Regions from separate parts of the Mus musculus genome. Here region 2 is linked to region 1. Evidence: chromatin contacts called from ENCODE Hi-C or POLR2A ChIA-PET data. All regions are on one chromosome and are shown on one strand. The core of a region is the stretch at or near the end of the contact, and the rest is flanking DNA. Distances in the headings are between cores, read along the strand shown.

Region 1 (7,803 bases), core at 3,563-6,062:
TTTGGGCCTAGCCTCTCTCCCATCTCTATATCTATGACTTCTGACCCTTTTCCTGTTTGAATAATCTGAAGATGGAAAGTTCCCTTATATGCAACTTTCCTATCATAGTTATCCAAGTATTTTTCTATCTTCTGCCAACTTTCTTTTATTAATAGCAAAAACAGAAACACCCTAAAAAATAATTGCTTATGGGCTTTCTTTAAACCCATTCATCTTGAAATGAGAGTCTTTTGGGTGAGAAATAAACTCAGCTGAAAAAGAGTGTATGGAGGGGAAGTTTCAGAGTTAAGAATGAGGGCAAGCCTGGAGTGGGTTATAAGCACACTCGTCTCTTCAAGTTTAAGTCAAGAAATGTAGGGGTGGGTTATGTTTTCTTTCTTTTCTTAGAGACAAACTCCAGGGGCAGCTTGCATACAATAATGGAAGCAAGTGCCTGTGCCTGTTCGGGCATGAGGACTGGGCCTGGACACTGCCATGCTCCCTTGAGACTTTCCCATGACAAAGAAATCCCATGTTTGTGTGCAGTTCCTTTTAGAACTCAGCTTCCCTTCCCAGTCTCCACTGAACATCGACTCCATCACCCTAGATAGTGTTCTGTTCAGATAGCACTGGACAATGTTGGGAAAAGACACCTGAGCTGGCAGGTAGCCCTAGGGATTGTCCTGCAGAGAGTCTGCTGTAGATTGTTCCTTTGCTGCTTAGAGAGGGGAAAGGTCCCTCTCGTCACTGTCCTTATCTCCCTCATTGTAACCATGACCAGTGTTGTGTGCTACGGTGGGTATTCACCTGAAACCTTTCCCATCAAACAACCGAATTATATGTTGGTTGTCTGATGAGGAAGGAAAGTTTCTTGCTGGTCTCTGAACACATACTAATCTCTGAGACCAGTTTTCATGATTATTTGAGCAAACCCTTGAGGGGCTTTAGTTACTTGAGTGAGACACGACCAGTATGTAGTCTCCCTGCACAAGCAGAATTTGGGAACTCCCAAGGAAGTTAAAAGATTGAGGTTGTAGAAGCAGAGGAGAGGGGGATAGTTTGGATATTGTCATAAAAGAGAAGGTCCAGCTGAATCTCTTCACGATCTGGTGGTTGTCCCAGAAGCCACCCCAAGAAGATTCACCCTTGAACTGTGATCATGTAATTTTTGAGTGCCGCGCTTGTCCTTGTAATCAGAAGTCCAGGTGACATTGACCTCAGATGGTACTGAGTATTCAAGAGGTGCCTGAGTTCTGGTCCCTCCACTGACCAGCTGTATAGCTGTGGCACTTACTTCCCCTCCCTAAACACCAGTTTGCTCATCTTCGAAGTGAAAGGGCAGGGTTGGTTCATCTCTAGAGGTTTTTTTTTTTTTTTCTTTTTCCATTTGAAATCTCTGACTCTGTCACTTCCTCTTCATCAGCAGACCCTCTTCACACAATATTCAAACTCCACTGAGTTGGAATATGAGACACACTTGAATCTCTTCAGGATACAAGCCTCACTGGTCAGGATGAGAGAAACACCGCGACTATACCCTAGCAGTAACTGGTGTCCAGATTTAGAACTACCACCTATTAAACTGATACCGCCTCAGTGAAGATGAGAATAGTCACCCGTGCCTTGACTCAGCTGCAAGTCTGGTACGTCAGTGGCCTATCAGAAGGATTCTGGCTACTTTTAGCCCCACGAGCCTCAGAAGTTCTTGTGTAGTGATCAACCTGCATGCACACATAATACCACCACATTGCTTCTTTAGGCTCTAGCCCTTTAAGCTGAGCAGTAGGAAAGAAGACAGATGAGGTGAGGCTAGACTACACATAGCACTGATAAGACAAAGAGACTTTTGTCATTACTGCCTTAAAATAGTTTATTAAAAAAGCACCGTCTACTCATGATGCTGTTATGTCCTGAGCACACACACCATGTGGTTTAGGTAGCTTCAAGAGGTAATAATAATAAACCCTCACATTTTATAAAGCCTTAAATTTTATGTAGCACATTAAATTTACTTACTTTTTCAATTGGATTCTGATTCTAACCACCACCCTGGTGTGTAATAATTATCCGTTTTAAATATGAAGGAAGCGAAGCTGAGTGAGTCAAAGATTTGTTCAAGGGCAGTTGATAAGTGATCAAGTCAGGTACCGAGCACACACACATGTCTAGTTGATTTTTGTTTCCTGTGTTGTTGTTGCCCCTATGCCAAGTACATAAGCTCTGGACCTGGGGCTGGCATCCAGATCTGAAAGTGACTCTGCCAGGTTTTGCAAGCAGCCTCAGCAGGCCGTTCTCTTCATTCCAATGAAGACAAGTTCCTCACACAGGTCTGGTAACTAACATTCTGGAGAGGTGTTAGCAGACCTTACAACTGAACTAAACATTCCTCATCCTCCTTTTTAAGTGAGGAGGTGATTCCTAGAGATTCACTCACCTAGTTAAACAGATAAGTCATGCTTGTGCTCCATTAATCCAGGATTAAGTCACAGTCTTAGGAATTCCTTTACCGGGTATCCCAGGAAAGCCTAAGCTATCTCCCTAGCCCACATCCCTCAGTGTCCATGTCCCCATGTAGCTCCCCTACTTCTCTTCTTCCCTCATCTGGCCAGTAATTCTTTCTCCAAACACAAATCTGAGAGGACCATTCCACTACCTAATAATGGCTTAGTATGCCTTGAAAGACATTCCGCTCTTGGCAGGAGAGGACAAATCCCCATTCCATGCTGCTCCTGTGTTGACTTCGGGAAAGCCTTTTCTTTGCCCACAGTACCTCTTCCCTGGGAAATGCTAGTCATATTCAAGATCTTGATTGTGCACCACTTCTGAAGTGCTGTCTTCCCAGACGACCATTGCTCCATCCTTTGTATGGTTTCACTTTTTACTATTATATAATGTACATTGCTCTGAACTGTGGTTTGTTTCCTAGTGTCTATTTGCCAGTCTGGTGGCTCTTTGAAAGTACAAACTACATCATCGCCTTAGATTCCATAGCCCTGGCACATTGCCCAACACACAGTAGGTACAGTGATGCTTAGCTAATGAGTGTGCCCCTTCCACGTTAAAACTGGTGCAGAAGCCTGCTGACTGTTTATTATCTTCTTGGGTTTGATCCTGTGGCTTTCACCTCTTTTGATTCTGTAGGCAAAATGTTGACAGTGCCCGAAATGTTGTTTTGTAATGGGCCTCTTTCCTAGAACGGTGTCATGGGTATAGAAGGGGAGGCAGAATTTCAGAAGAAGGGAGGTACCAGGCCAAGGGAAGACATATCAGACTAAGTGGTTGATAGATCTGAATTTTAGCTCAAAGCTAGGAGAGACCCTTGCAAAACTATCCTACCCATAACTATAGAATGTGAAAATTTAATTAAAAAAAATTACAAAACACAAACAAACCAGACACAGCTGCGTTTAACGCAGCAGTACCTTTCAGTTGCAGGGCTCTTTAGGTGGCGTTGATAAACTTTGTAAAAGGGTTAAGAACAAGATGCACCCGTGTCCATTTAAGACTTGTTCTTGGTCCCCAACAATACTTCAGAATGAAGATTCCCTAAAATTAGCTCCAGGTTCTCTCTCTCTTTCCAATGGTGGATGTAGCATAAAGGCTTTGGCAGGCAGGAGCTTGGAGTGGCTTGGGTGCTGCATTCCTAGCCTTCCTCATTGAGCAGACTGGGCAGAGCAGGCCTGCGGATTCTCATGGCTGGCTGGCTGGTGTTCATTAGGGCAAGCACTAGTCTTTGCTTTGGGTTCCCTTTCAGATAGGCAGGACTGGTGTTGAAAACAACAGCTATCCGGCTATCATTTACTTAACTACTGTTACACAAATCATTCCTACATAGCCCTTCAAAACAGGACCTGCTGTGTTTTCCAATCCACCTTTCTGGGTGGGAAGAAGATCAAGGACCATTTAGAGAGTTGGGAAAGTTCAGGAAAAAAAATGTGTCACACAAACTCTCTAGAGACTCAGAATGGCATACAGATCTCACTCCACCCCTTGGCTCCAGGCCACATTTTCAGTCTGGTAAGTCTTTTAGCCCCATTGAAATTATAGTTTCTTTTAGAATGAGTTTGTTTGTTTGTTTGGTTTTGTTTTGTTTTTAAATCCCAGAGGGTATGATTTTAGGAGCATCTCAAATACTGACTTTGCCCGTTTAGACAATGTCCATCTGGTCCTTTTCAAATGGCTCCTACCTGCAGCTGGTGTCAACTGGAGCTGAGAACTCCACCCCAAACTCCAGAGGAGCCCATGTGTCAGGCCAGGAGCAGAGAGAAGGTGAGAGACCTCTAGGAGGAAAGAATGAAAGCAACTGTGCAAACGGCTTCTTAGAAATAACCCCTTTATCTCACTTCTCTCAGGGGCGGATTCACTCTTCTATGGGAAAGTCCCCTTCCACAGCGGGGCAGCTCCCAAACTTATTTTGAAAACAACAGCACAAAGCGATACAGAAAGTTTTGAAACTCACCTTTGGGTCCGTTGGAAGGCTTCCCGCCGGCGGGACCGCTGGCTCTGTTCCGGTGCTCTGAAGTGACTTGGGCACAAGGGTGAGGTCTGGGTCCCTGCTCCTGCCTCTCCCTCCCACTGCCAGGTCCCGGGAGAGAGGCGGCGCTGCCGGTCAGTGGGTGCCACCAGTGTGATGTGGAGGAAAGCGCCCCCTGCGTCCCTGGCTGAGGTTTCACCGCACCCAGCTCTGCTACTGAGGTCAGGAACGCAACTTCCTGAATCTGACTGGCTGGCTCTGTCTCTCCTCAGCCCAACTCCTACCTTAAACTAGGAGGCACACGCCACAGCACACGCAGCGCGGGTGTCCTTCCTCCGGGTCTCCCGGCCAGTGTCCCCACTCCGCCCCACTGTGACGTTCTTTTGCCCCTCCGCCCCGAGCACGCCTCCTTCAGGACGCCAGAGCCAACTTTGCTCACAGACGCGCCAGTGTTCCCAGAGACGTGGGGTGTAAACTCCCAACCCTGGCCTAAGGAAAAAATAACAGCCCCGTGCTGTGGAATAAAGTCACCTTCCAGGAAAAGGGCTGGGGTGTCTAAAGGGAGAGCAATCCCCGGTGCCTCGTGACAAGGTATCTTTGTGTGTGCGCTCCATGGGAGTTACCTGGAGATGTTAGGAGCGCAGGAGGCAGGGACAACTAACTTCAAAAGTTCTCCCTTTTCATTTTATTTACTCCTTGTGAGCTTATATTCAGATCTCTTGTTTGTCTAACTCCGCCCCCAAATGTAAAGGTGGGGTGGTAGAGAGCTTGCTCAGTGCCTCCAAGGCTTCTGCAGGGAAGTTGGGAAGGTGTGATAGGCAGAAGCGGCTGTGGAGTATCTAGGGGCTTCCCCGGAATGACCTTGAGAGATCTTGCCATGATAAAGACCGGAGGTTCTACTCATTGGATTGTAGGTGTCAGGAGGGTGCGCAGCTGGTGCTTGCTTTCCAGTGGCTGGGCCTGAGCCATAGGGTCCTTCGGCCTTTGGGTGCCTGAATTAAAATGATTGGTGAAGCTAACTGTCACAACCGGGAAACAAGAGAGTTCCGGTTTACTCAAGAGAAGCCAGCTGGCTCTGGGTTGAAAGGCCAAAGAGAAAACCCAGCATTCATCCAGAAATGCCAAGGATAGTTGGTCCTGTAGTCTTCTTCCAAAGGCAGATTAAGTAGAGGTTTTCCCCCAGAAATCCCACAGAGAGAACTCGATCTAGATCTGTTGTTGTTCCTTTGAAACCGAGTCTCACTATATAGCCCCGGCAGGCCTGGAACTCACAATGTAGAAACAGGTTGGCCTCACAGAAATTTGCTGGGTTTAAGGACGTGTTTCACTATGCCCTACATAGATCTAGATTTGAATGATAATAAGAAGAGTGGTCCAAGTGATCTGTTGTGGGGGTGGGGTTGGGGGTGGGAGTAGTACGGTTAAGTGGGTAGGGCAGGGGGACGATCAGGCTCTGAAAGAAGACAGTTTTAGCAAGAGACAGCTATAGATGGATTCCACCAACAATTTAGTGGTGGATGGAAGGCTTCCATTGTGTGTCAAATCTGAAGCAGGGGTCTAGGGTCTAATGGACCAGGGAGCTGGAGGAAGACAGGCTTGGGGAATGACAGGAAACCTTAAGTGCAAACCCGGTGCGGTGATTGGAGACCGAGTCTCCCCCAGGACCTACACCGGACCTGTGTGAGATGTAATTTGCCCCCTTCCCCTGAGGATGGGGAGTAACTTTCTTCTGCAAGGTCATTGCTAATGTATAGTGGAGTTGAGATCTGAGTCTGAGTAGTTCTATCTAGTCCAGCCTATCCCTCATCACCATATCATCATCAGGAGAGAGAGTGGCTTCTATGGACAACTTCTGGGTTAACACCTGCTGAGCAGGGGGGAAGACAGTGGAAAATACTTTCCTGAACAACTTTATGGACAGGCTAGGCTGATGGTCACAATGCTTTCCAGAAACAACAACAACACAGAGAAATGAAGAACCTAAGGCAGTCACCATGAGCTCAGCACTTCAAAAACCAGATGCTTATCTGTAGGGCGGCATCCCAATGTTGTCTTAGTCCACAGGAAGACAGATCCAGAAAAAGTCTAGAACCTATCAAGTAGCAGCGACGTTGTGGCAGTCAAATCAGGGACTTACTAGATGACAAGATGCTTGGTAGGCTGTTATTGAGTTGCCAAGGCTACAGGGTCTATTGATGTTTTAACGTAATGAGTGAGCATCTGGCCAGCAGGTTTTCCTTTGGGGTGAATGACGCATCCCTTATGAGAAAACAAGTTAGAGCACCCACCTACTGTGTCTCCCCTTTGGCGGTGAAGTCTCAACTTATATGAACTCATGAATGGCCCCAGGCAACCACGGTGCTGGTGCAGTCTTTAAAAGCTTTCTTGTTTGAGGTAAGGATCTTTGAAGGTAGTCAAGAGGTGAGTGGACTCTAAGTGGAGTGAAATGGAGCGTTGACACATCTAATTAAGAAACAGAAAGCCCCCAAATAGCAGATTTGTGAACCAGGACTGAAAATTTAAAACCTTTTTGTGGGTGACCACCCCTCACTGGCTTTAGCACCTGAAGAGCTCTGGTTCCATATTAAGAGTGTTAAGGACAAAACCTGTGGGTTCCCTCTCTGCTGGTGTGGGAACTGACAGGGTATTAAACATCACGTTTTAGCCTGTGTTGAAGGTGAAGACTAACTGCACTCATTCTCTCTTTGTGCTGTCCTATTTCTGACAGGTCAATGGCAGTGTTGGCCAGGACGGATTCATCTGTGCAAGCCATCTGTGGGAGACAGTTTCCCATTAGGTCATACACCCTGAGTGCAGAAATCAGAATAGTGTTGTGCGGCAACAACAAAAGGGGGTGGCTTTTTCAGTGTGGGAAATATTTAACAGAGAATATTACGTTATTATCACCTAAAACAGGTGCATTCTTGCCTGCAATGCTCTACGAGGCTCGGGCATGTCCAGCCACTTACCACTGCGACACAATAATGCCGTCTACAACATTTGCACAGAGACTGAAATAAAAACACCTACACCTCTCAGTGTTTTAAGGCAGTTTATGATTTTGTGCTAGTCTGCATGTAGAGCTACCCTTGGCTACATATGGGAGCAGTTCCTGAGTTGGAGAGGCTTGGGAGAAACGAAAGCAGGGGTACCGGAAGAAGGCAGAAGGGCTGCTGGCCAGACAAAGGCTGTTAGGGGAAATGGCGAAACCCTAAGATGAGCACAGACTTGTTCTTCAGATCCTGAAATGCAGCAGCCTCTGAGAAAGGCAAGTTCAGGACAAGTTGGTGGGAATACTCCTTCACACAGTGGATAATGAATTTGTGGAATGGATTATCTCCCAGAGGTGG
Region 2 (7,803 bases), core at 3,948-6,447, 34 kb before region 1:
GGGGCCAAGCAGCCCCTCTTATAGTGGGCTGGGCTATCAGGCTGTTGCCAGGTAACTGTGGGGAGGAGCGTACCTAGGCTATAGTCAGGTAACTGTGGGGTGGAGTCTAGTCAGAATGCCAGAAGCTTGGGACATTGTTGGTGTGACTTAGTCACAGAATTATGGACAGACACCTGATTCTGTGAATGTGGCTCGCCTTTCTGTCCCTTGTAGATTTCTCTATTGGGTCACTGGAGCAAGCCCCATTCAACCAAAATAGGCTGCCCATCACAGTCCCACATAGAAAGACAGACTGAGTCATGAGGGAAGCAGCCAGACATCTGAGAGAGCCAGGCTGCACATGGACAGTATGGGGGAGGCAGTGTGGCTTCTCAGTGGTTGAGGAGCCCAGGGAGCCAGTGGGAAGGACAGGCAGGGGGTCATTGCTGCAATGGCTGTCAGGTCACATTGCCATTCAGAGCCAGCATGAGCTTTGATGTGTGTCCTTCTGCTCATTGCCCCTTCACAGGTCCCATTCCAGTGGGTCTCTAGTGAGTTCTACGCACCTGAGCTTTTCAAAGTTCCCCAGGGGCCTCTAACATCAACTCAGGGGTGAGAGTCATTGTTCCCACATAAGCCTTTGAATGGCGGAGAGCTCTCAGAGGCTTCGAAACCTTGAAGTGACACGGGAGGCTTGTATTTTGGAAATATTAGTTTGGTGACAGGTTGAGGAGGGCCACAGAGTGGGGATTTTGAAAACTACTTAGAAAATTGTGTGTGTATGCATGCGTGTGCATGTGTGTTCACATGTATGGACAAGTGTGTATATAGGACATTACCCTGGGTCTCCTTTTGCTACTTTCTACTTCATTTCCTGAGACAGGCTCTTATTCTGAACCCAGAACTCGCCGATGTGGGCAGTCTAGCCAGCCAGTTTGTTCTGTCTCCAGAGTATAAGGATTTACTTCAGGTGGGGCTGCCATGCCCAACCATCAAGTCCTCACACCTGAGTAGCAATCACTTCTTCCACGGAGCTATCTCCCGGCCCTTGTGTTATCTTTGGTTGACACAAATCTGTGGGGTAAAGCATGCCATTCCAATATGCACGTATATGTGAAGTGGTCAGCGCAGGTGACAGGCATCTCTATCACTGCTGACATATATCATACCTTGGTGTGGAGAACATGCATAGACCTCTCTACCGGTTGCTTTGGAATACACAGTTAGTCCTTGTCAGCCATAGTTACTCCACTGTGATTCAGAAAGTCAGAAGTCATTCCTTCTGTCTGTGCCCCTTGCCCATCCACAAGGGGTGTGGTCTAGGGGGAAGTGGGGAGGCTCGCAGACCAGCTCACAGCTGCTGTAATAGTTCTCCAAGTAGTACTGAGTCCCTTGGTCTGTGTCAGAAGGGGATCTATAGAATCAGCAGGAGTGAGGGAGGACTGGCTTCAGAGGCCAGCCTGTGACCACAGAGCTTGAAGATGTTTATGTGTCACGGCTGCTACCTCTGGAAATGGCTTGGCATTTGTGTTTGTTGAGTTTGAGTGTTCCGTTTTATAACTTACAATTATTGGGGATTCAAGGGCTACTGAAGCTGGAATATACTGCAGGAGAGAGTGAGGAAGGGGGAGAAAGAGAGAAACAGAAGAAAATAAAGAGAGAGAGGCAGAGACAGACAAACACACACACACAATTTAGGTGTGGGTTGTGCAAAGAGAGAGCATGCAGACAAGGAGGCATGCAAAGAACTAGAAGAAAACGTGGTGAAAAGCTGCTGGTGAAACTTAGTTATTAGAAAAGGTCCTCCCATTTAAAAAAAAAACCAAAAAACTTACATGTCTTCACTACCTTAGGTCTTCCACCAGGGTCAAGGAGAGGATCAACAGAGATGATGGGAACCAATCAATCAGGTTGGCGCCTGCAGTCTGGGGCAAGCAGGCTGCTATATCCACTCTTGCCAGTAGATGGCAGTGTTGTCTTATCAGGTGCCTTTCAAATCAAGAGAGACTCTCCCACAAAGGGAGGTTCTGGAAGGGTCCCCACTTCTCTGTTCCTTCCTGGGTAACTCTGTCTTAAGAGTTACCCAGTGGGGCCAAGTCAGCATCCAACCTGCACTTAGTGGTTTCTCCGGCAGTGTTTCTACCTGGATTAACACAACAGGTAAGCAGGCACCCCCTGGAAGGGGTTGCCTAGCTCATTCTTGGTTGTGTCTAGCCTGCAACCTCTCTATCACAGTGTGCTAGGCTGGTCAGTGTGTAGAAAGTTCCAGGGATATTTCAAAACTCTTCCTAAAATGCCCCTGTGAGTGAATTGTTTCTGAGGACACTTTAAGTTCCAGTTCCAGTGTTATATAAATAAGGTTACCAGGTTAGCTCATAAAACCCTGCTCATTTATAGAAGACAAACTTCTATATAATTATATATAAAGACAGCAAAGAATAGTTCTGAAGCCTGTAAACTTTAGCTCTTATTATATTTGGCTTGCCAGCTTTTTTAACGTTTTAAAAAGATTTATTTTAGAATTACTTATTTGATTTTATGTGCCCAAGTGTTTTCTGTCTTTGTATATGTATATACACAGGCACATGCTTGGTGCCCATGAGGCTAGAAAAGAATGTTGGCTCCCCTGGAACTGGAATTACAGATGGTTGTTAGCTGCTATGAGGGCCTGAGAACCAAACCTGAGACCTCTGCACCAACAGCATTCGAAACTTTTGCATGCTTTTTTTCCTCACTAGGAGATATGAAGAGCCTGTTGTAAGGCTGGTTTTCTGTGAATTGTCAAGAGGACTATGACAGATCATGGGTGGAAGAGAGAGAAAGGCTGGTGAAAGACAAGGAGGTTGCTGGAGTGTGGGTAATTCCACGCCTTCCTCCATACATTTCTTTTTTGATTTCTAGAACACAAACCATGGTTTTCCTTCATTAATGACACTTAACTTGAGCACTTAAGCCAGGCTCAGTGCTAAGTGGTTTTTCTTTTTTTTTTTATGTATTTCTCCATTTAATTTCTGAAGATAAGTTTTAATATGGAGGTAACATCACAGGCATAAATTACATGTGAGAACTGGTGTGGGTCCCAGGATCTGGACAGCCCTAGTCCTCAGCCCCAGCCCTCGGTGCTCAGGGACTCTCGTCTATTCTGCCAATAGCATCCTTTCTCCGCTCACCCAGTGCAACTCTTTGCCAGCCTGACTTGATGCTAGTCTTGGTGGATGTGTCCCTCTGGGAAAGTGACAAACACGTTATATGGTTGTGGTTTGTTCCTTTAGGCCAGTTGTGACCCTTCAGGACAAATACTGTAGTATGGGCTCAGTGGACTTGGCACCTCGAAAGAGCTAAAATCCTTTGATATGCATGCCCTGCCATTACTGAATAAATCGTGATGCTTGGCCCCATGGGAATCTGAAAACAATTCAATAAGTTGAACCTATGACCGATACAGTAAGTTGTCCGAAGGGAGTTTTGTTGCTGCTGCTGTTCAAGCTTGTGTGCCTGTGACTTTGAATTCAAGAATAATCTTAAGGGCAAAGGGCAAGCAGGCAGCAGAGTACTCCAGTCAGTTGAGAATGCTAATGGATGGTTGCATTGCGCAACTCTGTCCTAACGCTCCGAGTGTGGGTGAGCCTGAGCAGGCAGAGCTGATGGAGCTGGAAGGGTGGTGAGCCAATGAGATGCCTGGGAGTTGCACTATCGCCTCTGGGCGGCCCCTCCTCTGCATCAGAAACTTTCGCAATATTCTAGAGACTTGAATAGCAGGTTGAATGAAAATACTCTGTCCCCTGGTTGTCATAGCTTTGTAGTGATAGGAGAAAAGCTGAAGGATCAGCCGAAACTGCGAAACAGCCTGCCTTGGGCAAGACAGGAAGTGTGCAGCTGCGCCGTGGGTCTTCCTTCTCAAGCTTCCGTTAAACAGCGCAGCTGTTCACTAACACTGAATTACTCTTTCCACAAGATGCTAGCCTCTGCCATTCAGGGTGGTGTTCCTAGCCATAGGGTGGCTATTGAGTGCTTGAAATATGGCTGGCATAATTGAGCTCTGGACTTTTAATCTAATTTAATTTTAATGAACAGAGCCACATGTGGCTAATAGTACCAGATTGGGCAGTGCCAGTCGGGAACATTTCACCATCTTGTTTCTGTTGGCCCGCACTCTAGGTAAGCATTGTTGGGAAAGGAATCAAGAGCATCCAAGTCATTTCATTTTCTAACTAGGGCAAAGTTGTGGTTGACTTAGAAAAAGGATAAATGTGCTTATATAAATACATGCACATAGACACAGGTATCTGTGTCCCTTGGTCCTTTGTTTCTTAGCACCAGATTAACCCAAAGGTTATTTCTTCCTTTTCCTATGAAAGACATGGACTTCAGTGGAGAAATGTTTTCTAAGTGTCGCCAGGGAACATCAGTATGTTTTCTGCAGCCGTTGTTGCTCAGTTCAGCTTCCAAAGTCGCCTGCTTTGCGTAGAAGGGAGAGATGCCACATTTCTGGTCCTCAGACCTGAGATTCTAGGAGGCCAGGGACCAGGCAGGAAGAGCCTCTGCTTCTGTCAATTCTGTGTGAGAATAATATCTCAGCGGTAAGCCAGTGACTCAATCCAACGTGCGAGGAGGATTTCATTTTCAAAACATTTATTTAAATAAACTTTTATATGTATTTGAATTTTACAGAAAACAAAACACTGACAAATACTGTACAGCTTCGATCATTCATATGAGCGATTCATTTCTTGAAAAAGTGACTGGCTTTTCTTTACATCTTCCTGTTCTTTTTCCTCTTCCCAAGAAATCAAAAAAAGTCTATTGGACACTGGATAAAGACCCCTCTGACTGTTTCTGAGTGTGACTAAGGCAGGCCAGAAGTCCAGTGTGGGTGGGGACAACCCCAATGCCCAAGTCCATGCCAGTTGAGAAGGTCTCTTCTTTATGCATCTTCTTTTCAAATTTTCGAAAAAGATTTATTTTATGTGTATGAGTGGTTTGCCTGCATGTATACATGTGTACCACATGCATGTCTGGTACTTGGGTCTTCTACAGAAGCAACAAGTGCTCTTAACTGCTGAGCCATTCCTCCAGCCCCCTGGGGCCTCTTAGGTTCTTCATGAACTTACTGTCCCCAGATGGATCAGGTAGGCACAAGTCCCAAGCACCTTACCCTAGGACTGTATCCGTGGCAACTCTGGAATAGACCAAGGGAAACAGTGTCTGTAGAGTCATAAAGGAATGAATTGGCATGATGCAAGGAGAAGCAGTAATATGAGAAGAATTGTCAGGGTGAGGCAGGGCGACAGGGCACCAAGCAATACTTTGGGCTTCTGCTCTCTGGTGTCTATGGGAGGGCCTATCACTTCATGGGCCCTGTATCATCCTAAGTGCTCTATCAAGGCTGTCGGAGAGTCTGCGACAGGAAGAGGTGATCCAGTCACGGTTGGGATTCCAGGATATAGAAGCAACTGGGAACTGCCTTTCTGGATGGTTTATGTCAGGAACTGGCTCAAGTCTATTTGGTTAGAAAGCAGTAGGTACACTTGTGTCCAGAGTCAGGGGCTTTGTTATGGCAATCAGGGACAACTGACTGCTGTCTTAATTCAAACTGGCAGCCAGTTGTCACGGAAACCGTGTAATTTGTATGGTCCCTGATTCCGGCGATCCATCCTTGCAGACTGTTATCTGACATCCCATTTCTGCTGTGTCTTCACCTCTACCCCCAAGTCTTCTGTCTTAGGGCAACTGAGAGAAGTGGGAAGAGCATCTGGTGGGTACCAATTGGCAGAGAAGGGGAGAAGACTGGTCATTCTGTGACATGCGGAGGACAGCCAGGTAATCCACAACCAGCTCCCTATGTGACAAGGGGGCAGAGAATCAGGAAGTGTTGCTTTGGTCAAAGAGGCCTGAGGGTGGAAGGCTTGAGTGCCTAGTGGCATTGAGGTGATGTAGGATGAGCGGGTGAAATGTGACTGTCTGCTAGAAGGCCCAGGTAGCCACCATTAGGTAGCTACCCTCCAAGGGCCTGGAGCACATCGGGAGTAGACATGAGTACCAGGTGGCCCAGCTGAGCAAGTAGAGTACAACTTTACATTCATACAGTCTCATCAATTTTGGGAATTTTTTTCTTGCTGCTGTAATGTCATAATTTGGCTATGTCATTAATTAGACAGTGATTTTTCTACTGTCTATAATGGTCTCCATGGGGACAATATTTATAGAGCTCCCCAGTAGATGTGCAAATGAGCCGTTGGAGTATAATCGCTTCCAAGCTGGGAATTCTCTGCCTTTGTAACATGGCCACAATACAATCAAAATGCCAAGCAATTTGTTTTCTTTGACTGGGGAGGAAAGGCTCTCTTCCACTCAGAAAGTGGCATGGCTTCAGGTACCACAGGGCACATATGTCAATCAACCCTGGTCTCAATGCCTTGCCTCACCTTCTGTAGCAGTTAATGGCGTGTCTTAAAAGAGTAGGTCACTCAGGTTGAATTGTGAGGTATTACAAGTTATCCTTAGCATCATTGCATATCCATCCACAGTTATGAGTACCTACTGTGTACAAGACATTTGCCTGAGCATCAACATAAATAGCAACAGATACCTTTATAGTTTTATCTTTCATTTAAACTATGGCTTCTACCTCCCACTGGCAATACATTATGCACTGCTACCAACACAGGATTGCTTCTGGTATGTGTTGTGTTGTGTATGCGTGTGCATGTGCAAGTGTATGTGTGCATGTGTGATGGTTATGAGACTGGACTTGGGATGATCTTACTTGGTTTCTTTCTGGAAGCCCTTGGTCACACGGATTATAGCTAGCTCATGCGAGGCATCTCTCCTTACGCTTTCTATCTCTATATTACATCTCGTGGGTACACACCTGCAATCCAGTGAAGTGAATATGTGGGTTTCCATAGCTTTCTCATAGTCACTGCCAAGAGCTGTTCATCACTGCTTAGAAAAGGGCACCTTGCTGAGTAGTTATGGGGTAATGTCCCCGAGAGGTCTTGGGCCACATTAGACATCTGTTAGAGGTAATGAGGACCTTGTCGTGAATTGCAAGCAAAGAGCTTTGAGTGTATCTGGAGCCATACTTTAAACTTTCAGGTATAGGCAAAAGGTCAGAAGCATATAGAAACCACTAGCTATGTCTGTATCAATATATACTGAAGTGGGGACTGTACCAGGGTCTTAGAATGTCCAAATGTATTTCCAGTAAAACATTATGTAGGAATAGAACACACCCATCTCCAACCTGAATGATATACAGACAGTGCATAGGGCCTTGCACCATGGCTTCTTAATTGCACATATGTGCCTAAATCTGGACATATCTTCTCATAACACATTTCTGCAAGTATATATATTTGAGCAAAAATATATATTACATGGCTGCGTGATAAATAGAATATCCTGTCCCATGTACCTGTTGTCCAAATGTGCATACATATGATACAAACAGAGTTGAAAGCCATCTAAGATGCATATGTACATACTTTCTGTGCTTTTGTGCTGGAGTATACCAGAAACTGCTGTCCATGCTTGGGGCACTGATACGGGACACATAGCTGCCAAGACAGAGTAAGAATTGTCTACACGCCGCCCCCATCCATTGGGATGCGTAGTCTGAAATTTGTCCCTTGGTTGAGTGATCTGTGGGAGTGAATGCATCACGTTAAAGGCTCCTCCAAGTCTCTGTGGTTGGAAGGAGGCTCGGCTCCAAGGGGAGGACACGCTGCCCCCTTGCTCACTAGACAAGCAGTGATGGTCTCTTCTCCATCTGGAGGAGCTTGGGCTGAGCAGAGATCCAGAGGTCTTCATCTTTCTTTTTCT

Evidence for each region. A loop is a pair of places that touch in the nucleus more often than their neighbours do. ChIA-PET counts read pairs that join two places held with the same protein, here RNA polymerase II (POLR2A).
Region 2: a loop to region 1 is called in a map of heart, with 2.9 times the contacts of the local background. The contact joins the promoter of 4930562F07Rik here to the promoter of 4930523C07Rik in region 1. A Hi-C loop is called at or near these places in 3 of 37 maps with a recorded cell type or tissue (all heart). POLR2A ChIA-PET finds 5 or more read pairs at or near these places in 1 of 5 experiments (Patski).

The regions. Positions count from the first base shown.
Region 1 is chr1:160,041,389-160,049,191 of GRCm38, reverse strand. 4930523C07Rik (RIKEN cDNA 4930523C07 gene) reads right to left here and starts at 4,812. Exons shown (of 3, transcript NM_001162896.1): 1 at 4,439-4,812. It overlaps Gm37294 (predicted gene, 37294), which reads left to right and starts at 4,875. Exons shown (of 2, transcript NR_168324.1): 1 at 4,875-5,044; 2 at 7,182-7,491.
Region 2 is chr1:160,075,379-160,083,181 of GRCm38, reverse strand. 4930562F07Rik (RIKEN cDNA 4930562F07 gene) reads left to right here and starts at 5,197. Exons shown (of 3, transcript NR_038031.1): 1 at 5,197-5,253; 2 at 5,692-5,799. 4930523C07Rik (RIKEN cDNA 4930523C07 gene) reads right to left here. Exons shown (of 3, transcript NM_001162896.1): 3 at 4,595-7,803. The coding sequence ends at 7,721.